2 separate regions of the Homo sapiens genome follow, and region 2 is linked to region 1. A link is a loop called in an ENCODE intact Hi-C map of the cell type or tissue named here. Cell type or tissue: mammary epithelial cell. All regions are shown on one strand. Each heading gives the region's core, and the rest is flanking DNA. Links, peaks and the distances in the headings are about the cores only.

What was found. Peaks named below come from ENCODE experiments on the same cell type or tissue, not always from the same donor. Only the 100,000 strongest peaks of a DNase experiment are listed, where the experiment ranks them.
Region 2: a loop joins it to region 1, with 4 times the contacts of the local background. A loop is called at or near these places in 12 of 110 quality-filtered maps.

The regions. Positions count from the first base shown.
Region 1 is chr2:38,268,752-38,280,423 of GRCh38, forward strand. LOC105374467 (a long non-coding RNA gene) reads right to left here and starts at 3,452. Exons shown (of 3, transcript XR_939973.1): 1 at 3,291-3,452; 2 at 3,063-3,151; 3 at 342-477. RefSeq lists enhancers at 8,300-9,283, 9,284-10,267. In mammary epithelial cell, for the core only: a CTCF peak has its summit at 6,060 (motif pointing left); a DNase peak (open chromatin) is centred at 6,040.
Region 2 is chr2:38,163,458-38,175,129 of GRCh38, forward strand. All of the region lies in intron 2 of CYP1B1-AS1 (CYP1B1 antisense RNA 1), which reads left to right. It also overlaps a transcript of LOC107985871 not described here. Among named protein-coding and RNA genes, the nearest start is that of CYP1B1-AS1, 38 kb to the left of the region's middle. In mammary epithelial cell, for the core only: no CTCF peak of the experiment used is centred there; DNase peaks (open chromatin) are centred at 5,494 and 5,804; H3K27ac peaks cover 1,939 bases.

The DNA.
Region 1 (11,672 bases), core at 1,197-9,196:
GGATGAGCAGAGGAGGTTGAGCCAGAAACCAGGAAAAAGTTCCAAAGAAATAAAGCGTCAGCCTGGCATGTTATTGCTGGAGCTGAGGGCCAACAGTTGGTGCCCAGTGTTGGAGGCAGCCTCCCAGGACCCTCTGCAGAGATTGGCTGACTTGAAGGGCTGGGAAACCCATCAAACCAAGAGATGGCCAAGCTCACAGTAGGCCAAAACGCAAACAAATCATAGGCACAAAGCAATATAACTAAGAGAAGGAGACATGGCCAACTTTGGGCATAATCACTGGGATCCTGGTAAGAGTAGATTTCTCATCCAGAGCTGTAAGTAACTCAGATGGTATTTGTCATAAAATTATGAAACACTGTGGGACTTGCGGTTTCTGTAATTTGTCTGCCTCAGAAGAGCTAATGTTTATTGATTTTCTTCTGTACAAGGCAGAATCATCCATTTGGTTTGCCAGTGTTGAAAGTTCTCAGGTTTCTGGAAGAAGCATGAACCAAAAGAATTAAAATGAGTATCTCTATATCAGTTTTCTTCCTAGTTACAGAGAGTGAATATTGCTATAATGAAAGCTTTCACAAACATCCGAAATTTAATTCTTTTGCAAGTCCTCAGAAATTAAAAATGATGGAAGGAAATAAGCATTTATTGAATACCTGACATGTCTCAGGCAGTGAGCTAGGCCCTTTCACAAATTCACAGCAGTGAATTTGATCCTTTGAAGACCTCCAAGAGTTATTGTACTATTTCACTGAAGAGAAAACTGAAGTTTACAGAAACTAAATAGCTTGTCCAATGCCCCACAGCTGTTATGGAGTCAGACTGAGATTCTGACCCATGTCTGTCTGTCTCAAGTCCCTGATTTTTATGTGTCATCATACTGCCTTTCTATGACTGGCTTCCCCAGGGCCTTGGGAACCTAAAGAGCCCATGAAGTACTTAGGCTGCTTGTGGGGCGCTCATTCTTGACTTACAGTTTCATGTGAAACTCTTGGGGTAGAAAGGATGGGAAACATGGAAACTCCTTTTATTAATAAACTTTTTCTAATATGCTATTTTTAATTTTTTTTTTTCCCAAAATGGAGTCTCACTCTGTTACCCAGGCTAGAGTGCAGTGGCGCAATCTCGGCTCACTGCAAACTCTGCCTCCTGGGTTCAAGGGATTCTCCTGCCTCAAGGGACTACAAGGCCACCACACCTGGCTACTTTTTGTATTTTTAGTAGAGACGGGGCTTCACCATATTGGCTAGGCTGGTCTCGAACTTTGGGCCTCAAGCAATCCACCTGCCTTGGCCTCCCAAAGTGCTGGGATTACAGGCATGAGCCACCATGCCCTATATTCATATTTTTAATCCACCTGGAATTTATTTTTGAATGGGATCTGAATTAGGAGGGTTTTATTTTTGTCTAAAGGCCTACCCATGTATGGTAGTACAATTTGTCTTTTAAAGTATCCTTTTCCCACTGAATTGAATATGTTACCTTTGTCATTCATTATGTTTTTATGTTCATTCACTCTACTCCTAGACTCTCTTCTTCTCTCCACTGGTCTATTTTAGCACCAGTTCCTTACTGTCTGAATCCTGTAGCTTAGTTTTAAATTTAACTACCTGGTAAAGCAAGTCACCACTCTTAACTCTTCTCAGACACTTGTTCTTCCATATCATCTTTAACATCTTTTTGTCTATTCCTCTCCACTCACTGAAAATAATCATTTTTATTCCAATTAAATTTAATTATATTTGTATATTAATATGGATTATAAACAAGAATTGGCACTGTAAATTAAATCTTACATTATAAATTTAGTGTCTATTTCTTCATTTATTCGATTTTGTCTTATGTCTTTTAACACAATTTTATGTTTTTTTTCAAGTATGTCTTTTACTCATCTTATTGGACTCACTCCTGAGTATTTTGTAGTTTTTGTTTCTATCAAGAATAAAATTTTTTCTTATTTTCATTTCTAACTGGACATGCTCATTTAGAGAAAAGCTATTGATTTTTTATGTTTCTCGTATTCAGCCATCTTAATTCTCCTCTCCATCCTGGTAAGTTATTTAAGTCACTAAGTTCTAACAGATTATCTAAGTAACTGAATTATGTTTATATTTTCTGCAAAAAAAAAAAAAAGAGATAATTTATTTTGTTTTTCTCCAATATTTTACACATTGTACTATTGCATTATTTAAAACTTCCAAAACAATACTAAATAATGGTAACAAGGGTGGGCACCGTGGCTCACACCTATAATCCCAGTACTTTGGGAGGCCGAGGCGGTCAGATCACCTGAGATCAAGAGTTCGAGACCAGCCTGGCCAACATGGCAAAACCCTGTCTCTACTAAAAATATAAAAATTAGCTGGGCGTGGTGGTACACACCTGTAGTCCCAGCTACTCAGGAGGCTGAGGCAGGAGAATCGCTTGAACCCAGGAGGTGGAGGCTGCAGCAAGCCCAGATTGTGCCACTGCACTCCAGCCTGGCCGACAAAACAAGACTCCATCTCCAAAAAAGAATAATAATAATGGTAATAGCAGGCAATCCCTTGTTCCTGATTTTAAAATGGCTTCAGTATTTCATAGCTTGCTATAGTTATTATTATGTTTAAAAAGTTTTATTCTCCTATTTTACATGAAGTTTTTATTAGTAATTTTTAAGTTTTATGAAATGCCTTTTATAATTTACTGTTATAATAGTTATTTTCTCTTTTCATCTGTTAACCTAGTAGATATATTTTGCTGATAAATATTCTAATTTTAAACTATCTTTACACACCTAAAATAAACTTGATTCAATTTCTATGTATTATTTTTACAATTTTCTATAGGATTTATTGACTAATTTTTGCTTAGAATTTTTGCTTCTGTATTTGTAGATGAAGTTGCCTAGTTTTTTCTATCTTTATCATGCTTTAGTATTAATTATTCTAGCTTTATAAAATAAATTTGGAGCTTTTTTCATATTTTCCTGTGGCCTAGGATAGTTTAAATAATAGCCCGCTACTGTTTCATGGATACTGACACGACACTCCTAAATCAGAGACAAAAGACTATTTATTACTCACAGCAATAGCAGTAGTCAGATATCAGCATCTGTGCACCAATTTCCTAAGCCCTATCTCCCCAGGCCGATGTGAAGAGAGACAGCTGACACCTGCACACACAGAAGGATGGATTACAGGAGAGGCATCCTGAGCTTAGGAATCTGACTGTTTCATAATAAGCATGAAGCATAACTACTCTTCACTCCAGAAAGAGACACTGTTATCTTCCAAGGTTGTAAGCAAACCTACCCTTTACTCTGAAGAGAAACACTGTCTCCATCTTCCAAAGTTATTTACTACACTAACAACCTTGAAAAGATAGTCCAGGATAAGGGACAGTCGGTATTTCGCTCACAGATGCACAAAACGGTAGGAGACCCATGAATAATTATTTCCCAGCGATGCGTAGCTGAGGCTGAAAGGACAAAACATTAGTACTTATTAATTATTAGACAGTGGGCATATGAATGTCATTACACTATTTTCTGACTTCTGAAATAGTTTTAAAACATCTCCCCCTTGGCCGGGCGCAGTGGCTCACGCCTGTAATCCCAGCGCTTTGGGAGGCCGAGTCACTAAATTTATTTAAGTCACTGATCTCAGGCAGATCACCTGAGATCAGGAGTTGGAGACCAGCCTGGCCAACATAGAGAAACTTCGTCTCTACTAAAATACAAAAATCTGCCGGGCGCGGTGGCTCACGCCTAAAATCCCAGCACTTTGGGTGGCTGAGGCAGGCGGATCACGAGGTCAGGAGATCGAGACTATCCTGTCTAACACAGTGAAACCCCGTCTCTGCTAAAAATACAAAAAATTAGCTGGGCGTGGTGGCAGGCACCTGTAGTCCCAGCTACTCCGGAGGCTAAGGCAGGAGAATGGTGTGAACCCAGGAGGCAGAGCTTGCAGTGAGCCTAGATTGCACCACTGCACTCCAGCCTGGGCGACAGAGCTAGACTCCGTCTAAAAAAAAAAAAAAAAATTAGCTAAGCGTGGTGGCACATGCCTGTAATCTCAGCTGCTCAGGAGGCTGAGGCAGGAGAATCAATTGAACTGGGGAGGCGGAGGTTTCAGTGAGCGGAGATCGCGCCATTGCACTCCAGCCTGGGCAACAAGAGCGAAAGTCAGTCTCAAAAAAAAACATCTCTCCTTTGTCCCCAAAAAGAAAAAGAAACGAGACTTGTGTAATAAGGGAGTAGTTGCCTCAAGATTTAGTGGCTGTTCCAATAAAATATGGGTGACTTCCCTTCAGGAATATTGAATTTGATGGCTGGGGCAAGGTAGGGGCCTTTTAATTCAAACAATCTGCAATGTTAGATGGTCAAGTTAGAAGGCATTCCAAAGAGTCCCTTAGCTATTCCTACTTGGTACCTCCTCATTTCAACGCATTCATAGGTGGATCAGGAACAGATGATTGGAAAACTCTCGGAAATCTCTCTCGCTCTCTCTCTCTCTCTCACACACACACACACACACACACACACACACTACTCAAACACAATTACCAAATAAATCGTGCCGGGTGTTATCCATGTTTCTTAATCTCTCTAGACTTTTTTAATGAGGTCAATGGGAGGGCTGTTATTTATGATCTTAAAGCACTGGTATATGGAAAACATAATGGACATAGGAAAGTCAATGGTGAGCAAAAGAAAAATGACCCTGTTCCACAGAACTGACTAGGTAGTGGGGAAGATAAATAATTTGATAGAATAACAAGATGTGACTGGATCCCAGATCCACTAGAAATTGATTTAACCTCACCTTCCACATGTACTCATCCACTAGCTCCCTACGACGTCATAATCTGAGAGAGTAAGCACAGTTTTCTTGTGATTGTTTCTAAGAGAGTAATAGAACAGCAGGGCCAGGGAAACCTTAGATTAAAAAAAGACCCAGCAGGACACTGGTTAACAAAAGGTGTTTGCTTAGGTGACTTCTCTCTCTAGCTCAGATTTTCCTTCACAAAAGAAATTCAAACATCTAGCTTCATACCTCAAATAAATACTGCTTTAAAGCACCCAGCAAATCTAACATAGCATTAAAAAGTCCAAAATTAGAAATATTCTTCTGAGGTCTCTGCCCAAAATGCAAGACCAGCATCCCCAGGACCTTCCTCTCTCCTGCCCCTTCAAACATCACGCAGACAAAATTCTTGTGGACATAACAATATATAAAACACACACACACACACACACACACACACACACACCTTTACTTTCTCTCTGTTTCTGAAAATTTCCCCTTATTCACTCAAAGTCTGAGAATGTATTGGGGGGGGCTCTTATTGCTGAAACAGACGAAAGATTTGCTAATGAGAATGATGGTTTCTTTATCCATACTCTTAGCAACAATAAAAATGTGGCTGCAGTTCAATTTAAGCGAACACCTAAATAAAAATTTAGACTTATGTAAAGTATTAAATTAATATTAAACCAATTTAATAGTCTTTATTTTTGAAAAGAATCAGAGTAGGCCAGGCTGCGGTGGCTCACACCTGTAATCCCAGCACTTTGGGAAACTGAGGCGGGCAGATCACTTGAGGTCAGGAGTTCAAGACAAGCCTGGCCAACATGGTGAAATCCCCATCTCTACTAAAAAATATAAAACACCTGTAGTCCCAGCTACTCAGGAGGCTGAGGCTGGAGAATCATTTGAACCTGGGAGGCAGAGGTTGCAGTGAGCTGAGATTGCGCCACTACACTCCAACCTGGGTGATGGAGTGAGATCCTGTCTCAAAAAAAAAAAAAAAAAAAAAAAACAGAGTAGAATTATTTTATTTAGCAACCTCTCCTAGCAACTGTTTCAGAAAAATATTTACTCTGAAAGATGAAATGTACCTGCAGTTCATTGTTTTTCCCCAGATTTGATCCCAGGGATACCTAAAATGAGATAATGAATGAGCATAAATGCAAAACCAGATCCTAGTTTCCTTTGAAAGCTGGACTAAGTAACAATTACAATCAGCTACATCAGATATGCTGAGCTACCACAAATGATTTTGAAAGATGGGCTTCATCTGCCCCCTGCTGTACTCTAGGTAAATAACAGGACTTATTAATTTAGCATTGGTAGACAAGATTATTTGGCATCCCTCGCTAAAATGTAAAGGCTACGGCAAAAAAGACAGCATGTGTTTCACCACTGTGTCCCCACCATGTAGCATAGTACCTGGGATATAGTAGGCACTCAATAAATGTGTTGAACAAATGAGCATACAGATAAGTAAAGTATGCTTACAGACTGAGTAGGCATAATACCAAGTTTTACAGGCCCAAGAAAAAAATGCAAATGTTTTGCAACGTTCATATGTTTCTGAAAATAACTTGGTGCTTACCGAGTATGCATTGTCAGCAATTCAAACTTGCTATCCTCTAATAATTCCACTAGACTGAAAAAACTAATTAGAATATTCAGACTTAAGGATATACGTAAATTTTCTAAATGTGACTGTCAAGCAATAACTTTTTGAGAGCTTAGAATCTGAAAGCCATAAGGTAAAAAACCATCCAATTGTCTCCAAGACGGCAGAACTTGCAGAGATCACGCAAAGTTCCCCGTGCCATCTCCCATCCCTTGCCTCAGGTGACCCCTGCAGCCGCCAGCCCTCCAGTGATTATCTCCATCTCTCTAGGATTAGTGAAGGCACAGATTGGAAGATAGGCATCATATTTAATTGGGGGTACATTTATTGAATATGAAAGAAGTCATGCGAGGGCCAAGATTTCAACATTTCATATACAGGCATACCCTGGAGATACGGTGGGTTTAATTCCAGACAACTGAAATAAAGCAAATACCACAATAAAGCGAGTCACACAAATTTTTTTGTTTCCTAATTCATATACAGTTATGTTTACATGATACTGTAGTCTATTAAGTGTGAAATAGCATTATGTCTAAAAAAATGGATTTACGTTAACTAACAAATACTTTATTGCTAAAAAGTGGTAACAATCATCTGCGCATTCGGTGAGTCTTTTTGCTGGTGGAGGGTCTTGCTTAATGTTGATGGCTGCTGACTGATCAGGGTGGTGGTTGCAGAAGGTTGAGGTGGCTGTGGCAATTTCTTAAAGACAGTGAAGTCTGTGGCATCAGTGGATTTTCCCTTTAATGAAGGATTTCTGTCACAGGTGATGCTATTTGATAACATTTACCCACAGCAAAACTACTTTCAAAATCGGAGTCAATCCTCTCAAATGCTGCCACTGCTTTAATCAACTAAGTGTATGTAATATTCTAAATCCTTTATTGTCATTTCAACAATGTTCACAGCCTCCCCACCAGGAATAGATTTCATCTCAAGGAACCGCTTTCTTTGTTTATCATCAAGAAGCAACTCCTCATCTGTTAAAGTTTTATAATGAGATTGCAGCAATTCAATTACTTCTTCAAGCTTCATTTCTCATTCTAGTTACCTTGCTATTTCCACATCTGCAGCTACTTCCACCACTGAAGTCTTGAACTCTTCAACGTCATCCAGGAGGACTGGAATCAACTTCTTCCAAATTCCTATTAATATTGATATACTGACCTCCTCCCATGAATCACGAATGTTCTTAATGGTATCTAGAATGATGAGTTCTTTCCAGAAGTTTTTCAATTTACTTTGCCCAGATCCATCAGAGGAATCATTATCTATGGCAGCTATACCTTACAAAGTATATTTCTTAAATGATAAGACTCGAAAGTCGAAATGACTCCTTGACCCATGGACTGCAGAATGGATGATGTGTTAGCAGACATGAAAACAATATTAATACATATTCTTATACAAGCCCATCAGAGCTCACAGGTGACCAGGTGCATTGCCAATGAGCAGTAATATTTTCAAAGGAATCTTTTTTCTGAGCAGTAATTCTCAAGAATGGGTTTAAAATATTGAGTAAATAATGCTGTAAACAGGGGTGCTGTCATCCAGGCTTTGTTGTTCCACTTACAGAAAACAGGCAGAATAGATTTAGCATAATTCTTAGGGGCCTTAGGATTTTTTTTTTTTTTTTAAGACAGAGTCTCACTCTGTCACACTGGAGTGCAATGGCACCATCTCGGCTCACTGCAACCTCCACCTCCCTGGTTCAAGCATTCTCCTGCCTCTGCCTGTAATCCCAAGTAGCTGGGATTACAGGCACCCACCACCACACGTGGCTAATTTTGTATTTTTAATAGAGACAGGGTTTCCCCACATTGGTCAGGCTGGTCTCGACCTCCTGACCTCAAGTGATCCACCCACCTCGGCCTCCCAAAGTGCTGGGATTACAGGCATGAGCCACTGCACCCGGCCAGGATTTTCATAATGGTAAATGAGCATTGGCTTCAACTTCAAGTTGCTGGCTGCATTAGACCCCAACGAGAAAGTCAGCCTGTCCTTTAAAGCTTTGAAACCAGGGATTCATTTCTCTCTAGCTATGAAAGTCCTAGATGGCATCTTCTTCCAATATAAGACTATCTCATCTACACTGAAAATCTGTCATTTAGTGTAGCCACCTTCATCAGTGATCTTTCCTAGATCTCTTGGATAACCTGTTGCCACTTCTACTTTAGCACTTACTGCATCACCTTGATTTTACGTTATGTAATAGAGATGGCTTCTTTCCTTAAATATCATCAACCAACTTCTGCTAGCTTCAAACTTTTCTTCTACAGCTTCTTCACCTCTTAGCTTTCACAGAATTGAAGAGAGTTGGGGCCTTGCTCTGGATTAGGCTTTGGCTTAAGAAAATGTTGTGACTGGTTTAATCTTCTATCGAGACTACTCAAACTTTCTTCGAATCAGCAGTAAGGCTGTTTTGCTTTCTTATCATTTGTATCTTCACTAGAGTAGCACTTTTTCTTTCCTTCAACAACTTTTTCCTTTGCATTCACAACTTGGCTAACTGGTGCAAGAGACCTACTTTTTGACATATCTTAGCTTTCAACATGCCTTCCTCACTAGGCTTAATCATGTGTAGCTTGTGATTTAAAGTGAGAGACATGTGACACTTCCTCTCACTTTGTGGGGAAAAGAAAGAGAGATCAGACTGTTACTGTGTCTATGTAGAAAGAAGTCGACCTAAGAGACTCCATTTTGTTCAGTACTAAGAAAAATTCTTCTGCCTTGAGATGCTGTTAATCTGTAACCCTACTCCCAACCCTGTGCTCACAGAAATATGTGCTGTGTCAACTCAAGGTTTAATGGATTAAGGGCTCTGCGGGATGTGCTTTGTTAAACAAATGCTTGAAGGCAGCATGCTTGTTAAAAGTCATCACCACTCCCTATTCTCAAGTACCCAGGGACACAATACACTGCAGAAGGCCGCAGGGACCTCTGCCTAGGAAAACCAGGTATTGTCCAAGGTTTCTCCCCGTGCGATAGTCTGAAATATGGCCTCATGAGAAGGGAAAGACCTGACCGTCCCCCAGCCCGACACCCGACACCCATAAAGGGTCTGTGCTGAGGAGGATTAGTAAAAGAGGAAGGCCTCTTTGCAGTTGAGATAAGGGGAAGGCATCTGTCTCCTGCTCATCCCTGGGCAATGGAATGTCTTGGTGTAAAACCCGATTGTATATTCCATCTACTGAGATACGAGAAAACCGCCTTAAGGCTGGAGGTGGGACATGCTGGCAGCAAAACTGCTCTTTAAGGCATTGAGATGTTTATGTATACGCACATCAAAAGCACAGCACTTTTTTCTTTACCTTGTTTATGATGCAGAGATATGTGTTCACATGTTTTCCTGCTGACCCTCTCTCCACTATTACCCTATTGTCCTGCGACATCCCCTTCTCCGAGAAACGCCCGATAATGATCAATAAATACTAAGGGAACTCACAGACTGGTGCTGGTGTGGGTCCTCCGTATGCTGAGCGCCGGTCCCCTCGACCCACTTTTCTTTCTCTATACTTTGTCTCTGTGTCTCTTTCTTTTCTCAAGTCTCTCGTCCACCTGACAAGAAGCACCCACAGGTGTGGAGGGGCAGGCCACCCCTTCATCACTTGAACACTTAGAGGTCATCGTAGAGTTATTAATTGGCCTAATTTCAATGTTGTTGTGTCTCAGGGAAAAGGGAAGCCTGAGGAGAGGGAGAGTGATGGGGGAAGGCCAGTGGTTGGAACATTCGGAACACACACAACATGTATCAATTAAGTTTGTCATCTTCTTTGGGCACAGTTTGTAGTGCCCCAATTACAATAGTAACATCAAATATCACTGACCAGAGATGATCATAACTGATATAATAATAAAGAAGATGTTTGAAATACTGCAAGAATTACCAAAATGAAACAGAGGCACAGACTGAGCACATGTTGTTGGAAGCATGATACCAATAGACTTGCTTGAGGCGGGGTTGCCACAAATTTTCCATTTTAAAAAAAAGCGTGATATATGCAAAGAACAATAAAGCAAGGCACAATGAGATGAGGGTTGCCTGGCCCTATCTATGCACCTTCGTTGGAGCAGCCTAGGCTTACCTGAGGAGTCAACACAATTTGCATGTGTGGGGCAATACTAAAGGGAATATAGGTAAGTAGCAACGGATGTGACATAGACAATGGCTAGAGGACTCCACACAAGGGAAATATCAAATGGGCCTGACCTCTCAGGCATGAAGAAGCTGAGCCTTGGGAGACATAGATATGAATCACCTACACAGAACGTGAGCATTTCACACTGGGGGAAGTGAATGAGTAGAGACAGATGGAGCACTGAGCATGCCCTGAGATGCTCTGGAGAGAGAAGCAGCTTTTCTTCTGTTTGATAAAGTTGATCCCACCTTGCTTTTTTTTTTCTTTTTTTTTTGAGACAGGGCCTCTCTCTGTCGCCCAGGCTGGGGTGCAGTGGCCAGGTTGGTTTCAAACTCTTGGCCTCAAGTGATCCGCCCACCTCGGCCTCCCAAAGTGCTGGGAATCCAGGCAGGAGGCACCGCACCCAGCCCCACCTTGCTTAAAGACTCTGTAATAGCTACCTTAATGATATGCTAATTTTCCTCATGTCATTTCTACTGGACCTAAACCTATAATTATATCCATTTATCCCATGAGGCCAATTACAAAGTCGAACCCTAGAGAAAACACATACCAAAACCAAAAAAAAAAAAAAGCTTTTCAAATTTTGCTTATTTACTCAGAAAACCTGAGTAATACTATTCGTGAGAATGGATTCTGTGGATGATAGATCATGCTAGATTGGGCTACATTGTAACAAGAATTCACTTTAGAGATTCCAAAGTTAAATGATTAGGCAAACTAGGAGAGGTTCTAATGGTTTGCCCTAGGACATAATTCTAATTATGTCCTAAAATCTGGACTCAATAGTGACCTACACTAAATAAAGTTGAGATGTCAGGAATTCCTGAGTACAATGTAAAAGACTGTCTCCCCAGCCACTCCAGTGCCTGCTTGATAGCTTCAGGAACCCCGTCATCATGGAAGGAGGAATGAAGGGGACACTTGGGCTCAGCAAACAGACTTCACACCGAAGCTAATCTGCCTACGACCATGGCTGAGAGCCCAATCTGTCAACTCTGAGCTTCCAGTACGGTACAGGAACCCAAGGAGATTAGTTTGGCATCTGGTTAGAAGGTTACAAAGAGCCGGGCGCGGTGGCTCACACCTGTAATCCCAGCACTTTGGGAGGCCAAGGCAAGCGGATCA
Region 2 (11,672 bases), core at 1,735-9,734, 100 kb before region 1:
CTTGGGAGTGTTATTTAGGCTGGGGAGAACTTAATGCAGTCATCATGTTGATTCATTTTCACAAATACTTATTAAATGTCTGCTTTTGCACAGCTCTGTGGAAGGGCCAGAGTGGTATATAATGCATGATCTCTGACTTAAAGGAACTTGAAAGTAACCTGTGCCCTAACTTTGTTACCGACAGGGAATGATTTTGGAGGTTCTGGGAGAAGCAATCTGTTAGGTTGGTGCAAATGCAATTGCTGTTTTTGTCATTAAAAGTAATGGCAAAAACTGCAATTACATTTGCACAAACCTGACACTCCTGACACCTGAGAGCCAACTGCCAATCATTCCAGGATACACTGTGTGCACTTTGCTTTCTCACTGCAATCTTCTTTAAGCATTCATCTATCTCTCAATTTCCATCTAATTGAAACTGTGGCAGCAGCATTAGCAGCTGGTGGTGGTGGAAGACCTCCTGATTCCAGAAATTTCCCAGGGTGGCCCCCTACAGTTTGGATCTGCTGAGGAGCATGTGGAAATTCAAAGGCATGCTCTCTTATGGAGAACAGTTTGTTGGCAAAACATTGCCCGTTTGCTGCACATCTGTAAACTGAAGTAGACCTGTCTTTCTCGACACATTAAAAACTGGTCAAAAGCTTCACTGGCTAATTAGGTTAGTGATATGGTTTAGCTGTGTCCCCACCCAAATTTCATCTTGAACTGTAGCCCCCATAATCCCCACATGTCATGGGAGGGACCCAGTGGGAGGTAACTGAATCACAGTGGCAGGTTTTTCCCGTGCTGTTGCCATGACAGTGAATAAGTCTCACCAGATCTGAGGGCTTTATAAAGGGCAGTTCCTCTGCATATGCCCTCTTGCCTATCGCCATGTAAGACATGGCTTTGCTCCTCCTTTGCCTTCTGCCATGATTATGAGGCCTCCCCAGCCATGTCGAAATGTGAATCTGTTAAACTTCTTTTTCTTTATAAATCACCCAGTCTCGGGTATTTCTTCACAGCCGTAGGAAAATGGACTAATACAATTAGTTGCAAAATTAGGTTAATCACCTTCTCATTGAATGTAACTTCATCACATATATATAAATGATATATAGTGTACTTCATATAAAAATGGTTATATATACATACACACATATATATATATATATATATATATATAATGGTTTGTGTACCTTCCCTGAGAATGTGGGCAACTGGAGAACTCTGGCCATGGGTGCAAAAGGGCCTCCCTTGCTGTTCCATGATGGTGCTCCCTCAGGCCCCTCTTCATCTCTCCTCTCCAGCCCCTCACCCTCTGCCTGGGCTCAGGCCCTCATCTTCTTTTTCTTAGATTACCTATTCCAACAGCCTCCAAGCCTGTCTGCTGCAAATCCAGTCTGTTTACAACTTACATCTGACCATGTTTCTCCCCTGCCTCAGAGCTCCCTGAGACTCCCCATTCCCCAGAAGAGAACATCTGAGAAGCCTTACAAAGTGCTGTCTGCCTCTTCAATATCACTTCTGCCAACCTGCTGCCTTGCAGATGGGCAAGAAGTCCCTCACACACCCCAAGCTGTTGCTCAGCTTTGTGGCTTTGCAACTGCTGTCACCTTTTGCCCTCTGCCTATGCTTCATTTGGTTAACCCTACTCATCCGTGAAGGCTCGGCCAGGGGACTTCCCTGGCTGATTGCTCCCAAAATATGCTGTGATGGATAGCACCATCAGTGTGCTTCCATGAGGTATCGTAACTAACTGTGCAATGGTTCTCTCCTCACCGAGGACTGTGAGATCCTAGAGAACAGGGAATGGGTATTAGTCATCACATCCCCAACATTAAGGACAGTGATTTTGCCCCCCAGGGGATATCTGGCCATGTCTGGAGACTTTTTGGTTGTCATAACTAGATGGGGGTACTACTAATACCAACTAAGTGGAGGCCAGGGATGCTGTTCAACAGCCTCCAATGCACAGGACAGCCTGCATAACCAAAAGTTATCTGGCCCCAAACCGTCAATAGAAATCTTAATCTAGGACAAAGACTACAAACTTAACGCTGCTTAATGAATGATAAAGTGAATATATTTTACTGAATGAAACTCTGCCCTTAAGTAAGGTCCACGTGACAATTGTTGGATCATGGGAAAGAATTCAAGTAAATGTACTCCTTCTTTAGAACAAGTAATGGCATAAGCCTAGTCTTTTATTGTGGATTTAAGTTTGGCTCCAGTTAACAAGGTATTTCACGTTATCAACTGAGCAACTAGGAATAATATACCGAAGGCTATTCTCTACATAGAGTAAGAATTTCTAGACTAAAATAAAGTCAGAATGTCAGAAATAAAACAGGTGTTAAAAATCATCCAACTTGAGCTACTGATTTTATAAATGAACACTCCAGGTCCTGCATGATAAAGTGACTCCCCAAGGTCACCTAGCTAGGAGTGACAGGGCCTGGGGCCAGTGAAAAGAGAGCTTGTGTTATGACTTCACCAGAAATGAATATGAGACTACTGGGTCCATCTCTGGGATCCTAACAGAGATTAGGTCAGGGCTGGGGGTTTGGGAGAGGAGAAGAGAGAAATAGAGATAGCTGGGAGGTAGGCTTTGTTACATGTCTTGGTTTCTTTCCTGAACAGTCGGACCTTTCCTCACATCTCATGGCTACTGAATTTGAGGACTGCCTAGTGCCAAAGTCTGTACCTTGATACCTTAGATCACACACAATTCAAACTTTTCCACCTTCTGGGGTCTCTCACTGGCAACACTATTAAAATTTTGGGCAAGACGATTCTTGTTTGCAGGACTGACTCTTTGGAATACCTGGCCTTTGCTCACTAAATATCTGTGGCATCTCCAGGCATGATTATTAGAAAACAAGCGAGGATATTTTCAAATGCCACCTAGGAGGGTGGTACTGCCTCATTTTCCTGTCCCTTCAATTGAGGATCACCAAAGACCAGTTGGCAGGGTTGCATTTGTGTTGAGCAAACTGCATCTTGGTCAGCACAAGAAAGCAATCAGAATGATGGATGAGAATGGTCTTAATGACCACCTTCACCAAAATGACCTGTGTTGTCTGTTAAAAATAAAATTCTCAGGCCCCACTCTCAGGGAGTAGGATGCAAGAATATACATTTTTAATAGTCTCGCCAGGTGATTCTCATGCACACTAAAAGTTTAGAACCTCTGCCTTAGCAGTAGCACTCAACCCTGGCTCATATGAGAATTAATGTTTAAAAATGCCATTGTTCAAGCCCTACTGTCAGAGATCCTCAGTTTCAACTACAGTGAAGCCCTAGCCTTGCATGTTTTAAAACCTGCCTAGGTAATTCTAATATTCATCTAAAGCTAAGAAACACTACCATTATGAAATCTTGCTAGTTAAGAGGAAACCACAAATTAATCCCCTCACTTTCGGGTTAAATGCAAGAAACTTAATGTTTTCAACCTTGGCTGCACCCTTAGTGAGATTTCTAAAATCGCAGTGCCACACCCCATGCCATTGATATCAGAATCTTCTGAACTAGGACCCAGGCTTCAGTGTTTTTTAAAGCTCCCAGTTGACTCTAATGTGCAGCCAAGCTTGAGAACCATGGATTCAGAATATTTTCCTAAATTCTCCCATAAACCTCTGCTCTTGGCTTTTAGCTTTCCTCCTATCCCCTAGTTCAAAAGTTTGAGGTTGTGGGGGTCAGGGCAAGAATAATAAAGGGAGAAAGGACAAGATTCAATCCAATCCAGTTCTTTTCTCCACTTAATCCCTGGCTACCACTGACTCGGCACTCTGGGAGTAAAGAGCAGTGGAGAAAGCTCTAGACCTATTGGTGTATATTTCCAAGAGGAAGATCCTTGGACCAGCATCAAGTTGGCTTTTTATCTTGATTCTTCCCTGAGGTTTCTAAATATTGTTCCAGCATAGGAATTTCAGCTTTTATTCTTTTCCAACTTTTCATTTATATGGCATGCATGGGTCACAGAAGCAATGGAAAGTTGGAAACCATTGCCTTCTAATTAGCAGATGTCTCAGTGGCTAACATTATTTGCCAGTAGCAGTGCCAGCGCAGCGCTGGGAAAGTTAATTACTGTCGACAGTCCTCGAGCCTGTTTTCATAACTGGTAATGACTGTTAATATGTCACCACTGAAGTTAGAGATTCAGAAAAGTCTTTTGTCCTAGGACTATTAAATGTCATGGAAGAATAACCCCCAAATTTGCCTTTGGGTAGATAAAGTTCAATGGGACTGGCTGGGCGCGGTGGCTCACGTCTGTAATCTCAGCACTTTGGGAGGCCAAGGTGGGTGGGTCACGAGGTCAGGAGTTCAAGACCAGCATGGTGAAACCCCAGCTCTACTAAAAATACAAAAAAAATTAGCGGGGCACGGGGGCGCATGTCTGTAATCCCACCTACTTGGGAGGCTGAGGCAGGAGAATCGCTTGAACCCAGGAGGCAGAGGTTGCAGTGAGCCAAGATCGTGCCGTTGCACTCCAGCCTGGGCAACAGAACAAGACTCCAACTCAACAACAACAATAAAAAAGTTCACTGTGACCTTTTTAAAAGAAATGTTAAATCTGACCCCAGTTGCTAAAGGCAGAAGAATAACACGAGATTTGAGACCAAGCCAGTTCCTGTTTGACTATTTTGACCCCATTTATAGTCATGTCAAATGTCCCCCATTTCTGCTGGCTCCAGCCCCATCTTGTTGCTGCTTCCTTGAGATGTGAGGAACAATCATTCTTTCTTCTGTTCTAGGCCAGGTCCCAGATGCTGACAATAAAACTGTCTAAGTCTGGAGTGTTATGGCTCCTAGTGTTAGGTTCTTTCAACACACACCACACACACATGTTTTATGTAAGGTGCATCATTTGCAATGGGCTGGTGGACCCTGATATCGAGTTGGGGGTCACCAGTACATGTTCCCCTTCCCTAATGGTCAGTAGTCCTGCCCTGCCACATGGCCTTAGTTAGGACCAGATTTGACCATCAGATAGTTAAATAAATCAGAACTGCAAATCCATCAAGATCCTTTCTCCTTATGTGAGCTTATGTCTGCAAATAGATATGTGGTGAGGATGGGGGGAAGAACACAGCCTGACAACATACAACAATAGCATCCATGCCTCAAATCAAAAATGCCCTCCAGTGGGTGGATACTTGCCTGAAAACTGCAAGCCCCAAAAGAACCACTCAAATAGTTCTACCCAGATTTCCAGACATTTCCCAAGTGAAACAGCCTCTTAGAACTTAAAATGGGAACGTCAGAGACATTAATATCTCATTCCTACCACCTACCGCTTAATCAGTGTGTTGCTAAGCCCCTTACATATGAAATCTTTCTCAGTCTTCACACAACCCACAGAGGGGGACAAGATATCACCATCCGTACTTAACAGAGGAAGAAATGCGCTGAAGATTACACAATTAGGACGTGTAAGGATATGATTCAGGGTGTGTCTGGATTCAGAACTGCACACTGCACCTGCTGTGCTTTATTGCATTAGCTGCTGCTGCTGCTCTGACCTGGGCTGACGTTGCAGTGAGTCTGGAGAAACCCTTTGCCATGTTTCTGTGTTTTCATCACAGTTTCTGTCACTACTTTCTTGACCTTATCACTCTTACAGTCCTGGTCCTATTCTGTCTGTGATGGGAGAGACCTTTGCCAACCAGCCTCTCTGCTCATTAATTAGATCTCAAACATGGTGTCTTTGTGTTCTAGTCTTTCTATGGTGCCCTTGTATTATGAACATAAAAGTTAAGCTTCCAGATCTCTCACAGGTACCCCATTTTCTCCTCCCTGTGCTTCTCTGAACTTGTTTCCCTAACCACAAACAGAACAAGTTCTCTAGAGGTTGAGTCAGAAGAATTTTTGTGGTAAAGAAGACATTGAAAGGGGGTTGGTCTACTAAATGTCTTGTGTTAGGGTTCTCCAGAGAAACAGAGAAATATATATATATTTCTATATATATGTATATATATTTTTTATATGTGTGTGTATATATATATGTGTGTGTGTGTATATATATATATATGGAGATTGTTATGTGAATTAACTCATGCAATTACAGAAGCCAAGAAGTCCCACAATATGCCACTGCAAGCTGGAGACCCAGGATAGGTGTCATTCCGTTAGAGTCCTAAGGCCTGAGAACTGTCATGGGAAGACTTTGGATTCAGCCATGACTCAAGTGTACCAGTGGACTTTTCAGTTACATGAGAAAATGCATTGTCTTTCTCTTTAAGCAGTTGGGTTCATTTTCTGTCACTTGGAGGTGAAGGTTCCTAAAGACTACAGCATTCTTCCCATGGATCATTGGATGGCCTCATGCAAAAGTGTTGCCCGGACACTGTGTGGGACAGATGAACCCAAAAGCATTTCTTCCCTAATATGCACCCCAACACCCAGAATCTCATCTATGCATGAGAAACAGCTTTGTAAATAGTAAACTAGGTGTCAACATAAAGTCACATTCCTATAACTCAGTGTGAATTGACCTTCTTGATATGAGAGCTGAGTGAAGACAGAGAATGTATGAGGCTTTGGGTACAGGTTCCTGAGGCGTGCTCAAATGTACGTTAAGAGAAAAGACTGGAATAGGGAATGAGAGAAGGAATTGATGGATGTTAAAATGAACATATTAATTTTGCCTGTGGGCATGTTTCCATTAATTGGCTTTTGGATCTGAACCAAGAATAGCAGAATTGAAAACCTAATAAAAACCAAACCCATGAAGAGAAGAAAAATTTTCATAATAGCCCAAGTGAGAGTAATGACGTGAGCTAATCCAATTTGAAGTATAAACAAAGAAATTTCTTCACGCAAAGAGACTGACTTATTTTGTTTCAGAACTAAATACCACGCAGTAGAGGTTAGGTCAGGGAATCTGGCCTAAATATATGGGGGGGTCAGGGAGATGGAGGTTAGTCATTCCATTGGAGGACAGAAGAAAAAGGAACAAGAAGTTCTTTTATAGTGACTGACCATAAAGTTTTGAAAAAAGAGGTATTCAAATAGCACTTTAATCCACACTGCATGTTATGAGAGGCTATGGGGAGATGTACAATTTAAAAGCTCACTAAAAAATGGCAAATTAAATTTCATTTTCTACTTACGGTTGATAGACGTGACTTTTCAAGGTCAGGCATATTAATTGGCTTTCAGATATTAAGCACTGTAGAAAGAGGGGACATATTTAAACTTTCCTTTAAAATAGTGGTTTCCATCATTTTTCATGTTATTATACACAAAGAAAGTGACAATTTTACGGCACTACGGTAAATAGACTAGGTCATTTGAGGCAGAGATTGCTGGCCTGGGCCACCCCAGGTCCACCTAGGCTCCCCAAAGACTGAGGAATACCTATTTTGTATACAAGTGAGCTGCATCCACTAGTTAAGAAGCCAAATCAAAGACTGTCTATGAGGCAAAACATATACTGCAGCCATTTGGGGGAAAGAACAAAGCACTGAACTAGAGGGCAAAGACCAACATTTTGGTTCTAGCTCTGCCAAGTGTAGGACATTGGACTAGGCACTTAACTGCAGTAAGCCTCAGTCTGCTTGTGTACAAAACAGAGTAAAAGATTTCTTGCATTTCCTACTTTACAAGGTCAACATGAGGATCAAGAATACCATGTTCATAAACATCATGTACAACCATAGAGTCCTATAGAAATGTGTGGCCTGATGATGATAATGAGTATGACATTTTTCTTCCTAGTCCTACCTCCATTTAGACCACCCTTCCTTTCAAGAGTCCCCTGCAATGGACAGGAGTTGACACCAAGGAGAACAATACAGCTGCTAAATCTCAAGTGGCTAGGAGCACAGAGTGTGGGAAGCTATTCTGCAGCTGTGTTTTTGAGTTGGGCCAAAGAGCTAGTGGGGTTTTGGCTTCCCAAGTACCTTTGTTGAAACTCCCTGGGGAATTTTGCTTTATGAAATTTCCAGCAATTGGAGATCCCACTGGGTTGGTGAATAGAAGCCTAAAGGGCTCCCTGTTGGATGAAAAAATGTGTTTGAAGTCTGCTGGGAAGAGCTGTAGGAGGGAGCTGAGGGTTCTTCCATGACTCCTACTGTGCATTGACAGAAGCTGTCCCTACCACTGTTGATTGCCAATTATTTTTGTCTCCAGAGCCAAAGAAAATATATTTGAATTTGACCCATCTTTCACTAGGATCTACAGATGGTGAAATATTAATGAACAGGTGGGTTGCACAATATTCCAAGATTGCGTTAGAATTGATTTTTGTAGGCTAAATTATTAACACCAGAGTTGCTGACATATATTCTCATATGATTAGCAAACCCAGAAGCCTTAATATCAACACAGAATACATTCAGAACCATCAAACACAACATCTACTTTGCTGGGAACAGAATACTAGGTAAAGGAATTGAGATCTCACACAACACTCCTCTGAAAATAGGGACAGCTAATTTTGTAATGGATTGCCAGCAAAAGCTGTGACAATGCCTACTCTGGAAGTCTCTAAATTTCTTTTCAACCTGAGAAGGGTGTTCCATGATATTTACTGGAGTAAGAAGTGATGGAGGAGGTAGAATAGTTCTGGAAGTCAGGTCTCTAAATAGAACAAATCTTGGGATCCTCCAAGTTTCAGTCTATGCATGGAATTATGTTTAAAGAGGCAATATCTAGTAGCTAAATAATAGCTAAAATTGTTCCAATCATGACTTGCACCTCTCAAAGATCATTATTCAAGTAATGCTTCTATCCTTTCCTCCAGCTCAGTGTTTCCTGAACTTCCCCTGCACTGATGCTCTTGCTTACCTAAGCCTCTTCTTCAGCCTCTTCTCCATCCCTGGACAATTCAATGCACTGCATGGACCTTGCTTAGATTCTGATTTGAGCAAACCAACTTTTCTTCTTCTCCTTCTCCTTCCTCCTGCCTCCTTCCTTCTTCTTTCAGATAGCATCTCTCTCTGTTGCCCAGGCTGAATGGAGTGGTGCAATGACAACTCACTGCAGCCTCAACCTCCTGGGCTCAAGTGATTCTCCCACGTCAACCTCCCCCAGTAGCTTGTACTACAGGCACTCAACACCGTGCCTGGCTAATTTTTGTATTTTTTGTAGAGACGGAGTTTCACCATGTTGCCTGGGCTGGTCTCAAACTTCTGAGCTCAAAAGTGATCTGCCTGCCTCGGCCTCCCAAAGTGCTGGGATTACAGGCATGAGCCACCACACCTGGCCTCAAACCATCGTCAATGCAACACTTTGAAGACAATGAGGGAAATCTGAATTTGGATAGTGTATTAGATGATACCAATAACATATTATTAGTTTTGATAGGTGTGATTAATGGTATTGTGTTTATGTAAGAAAACACCACTATTTTTAGCAATCAACACTTAGATACAGAAAGCTAAAATGACACAATTCTGGGATTCGGTTATCATACATCAGCCAAAATAAAGGAGGAAGGAAGGAAAAATGTACAGAAGTAAAAGTAGGAAAATACTGATAATTCTGGAATTTAAGTGATTGATGTTTGAAGTCCAGTACTATATTCTCTATTTTTGTGTATGGTTGAAATTTTTCCTATTTCCTGGGAAAATTTTCCTTGAAAAACTTTTTAAAGAATTTTAAAACTTCTTTTCAAAAGAGAAAAAGAAGGACTGGGGTGGTGGATCATGCCTGTAATCCCAACACTTTGGGAGGCCAAGGCAGGCAGATCACTTGAGGCCAGGAGTTCGAGACCAGCCTGGCCAACATGGTGAAACCCCATCTCTATTAAAAATGCAAAAATTATCCAGGCAAGTTTCCACACACCTGAAGTCCCAGAGAATCTCTTGAACCCAGGAGCCGGAGGTTGCAATGAGCTGAGATGGCGCCACTGCACTCCAGCCTGGGTGACAGAGCGAGAACTTGTCTCAAAAAAAAAAAAAAAAAAAGGGAGAAAGAGAAAAGCAAATGCAAATATCTTCAAACGTCATAAGAAAAGGCAAAAGTGAATCCGATAAATATATTTTAAAACAATAATAAAAGAGGCATTTTGCTGACAGATAAATTCATGAAACAAGACTGACTTTTTTGAATGCCATTCATAGAACTGCCAGGTCAGCTGTGTAGTGTGAGGTATATTTCAATGCAAAATACTGAAATTATAAAAACAGGATTATGCACACAAATGTTTCAAGCCTTTATAATTTTTTTAAGTCCAAATGGCATAGGTCCATTTATAAAATATTTTCTGAATTTATATTATGATTTAAACTAGCAATATCCTATTAATTAACTTATTTAAAATTCATAAGGAGACAAGTTATTTAAAAAAAAAAAACACTCTTGAACTGAGTAAAAAATAGCACGAAGTGAGGTTCAGCTCTGGGGAGAAGGGAAGTTGTGCTAAAACTTTTCAAAATGGAATTTAACCTCAGACTTTTAAAGCATCACTTTCTTTAAGGATTCACGGCTTTCCTCCCACACTGGTCTGGGGCCAGTGTCTGGAGTAAAGTATTGCTACTCCTAAATGAGATTTTAGAAAGTAGCATAGTTTCTGAAAGGAGCAGCCACTGGAAACCAAAAACTTTCTCAGGGTACTCAAACGGTTTGAAGAGAACTGATATTTGAAAACGGAAATCCTTCCATTTGTGACAACATGGACAAACCTGGAGAACATTATGCTAAGTGAGATAAACCAGTCACAGCAAGACAAATACTGCCTGATCTTTTGTATATGTGGAATCTAAAATAGTTACTCTCCTAGAAGCAGAGAGTAGAATGGTGGTTGTCAGGGCTGGGGTATACAGGAAATGAGGAGATGTTGGTCAAAGGGTACAAAGCTTCAGCCATGCAAGAGGAGTTAGTTCTGGAGACCTAATATACAGCATAGTAACGACAGTTAACAATACCGTATTGTAGACTTGAAATTTGCTACAAGGGTAGATCTTAAGTGTTCTCACCACAAAAGAAAAGAGGCAGCTATGTGAGGTGATGGGTAAGTCAACTAGTTTGATTGTGGTGATCATTTTCCAATGTATACATATATCAAAACATCAAGTCATATACCTTAAATACATGCAATTTCTATTTGTCAGTTATGCCCCAATAAAGCTGAAATTTTTTTTTTAAATGAGAACTGATGTTTGCATCCAGTTGCTGCTAAAGGCACAAATTTTCTTTAAAAACTATTGAATGATTTTCCAGCTCTTACAGACATACTGGGAAGAAAAAAGTTAAAAACTATTTGAGAAATTTGGATTGAACTACCTCATCCTGTATGAGGTAAGGCCAATGTGCAATCTTGCATTGCTAATCACTCAAGCAGAGTGCTCAGAAGCTGGGAAACAGGCTGCGGTTAAGAACATTGCTTAAGGAAGAATAATTAGATCCTTTCCGTGTCTCATAGCCACAATTTTTTTCCAGCTTTGGCTGTTGTTTGAGCAAGACCTTGTGTATCAAACATTGATCTAGCCAAGTGGCTTAGTGGAGAATTTGCTCAAATTGGTTTTTTAGTATCTTGTTGGCAGGAGGGGAAATGACTGCTTGAACGTTTCAGCCTTAATGCTGACATGTGGTGACTTGAAGCCAGGTGAATGAAGGTTCCTCCAGCTAGAGAGGTAAGATGAACATGCCGGACCAGGAAGAAAGCAGGTCATCATGTTAGACAGGTGCAATTATGTGCAGAGACTATAAAAGAAGAGAAAAAGACATTTAGTCATCAGAGAGCA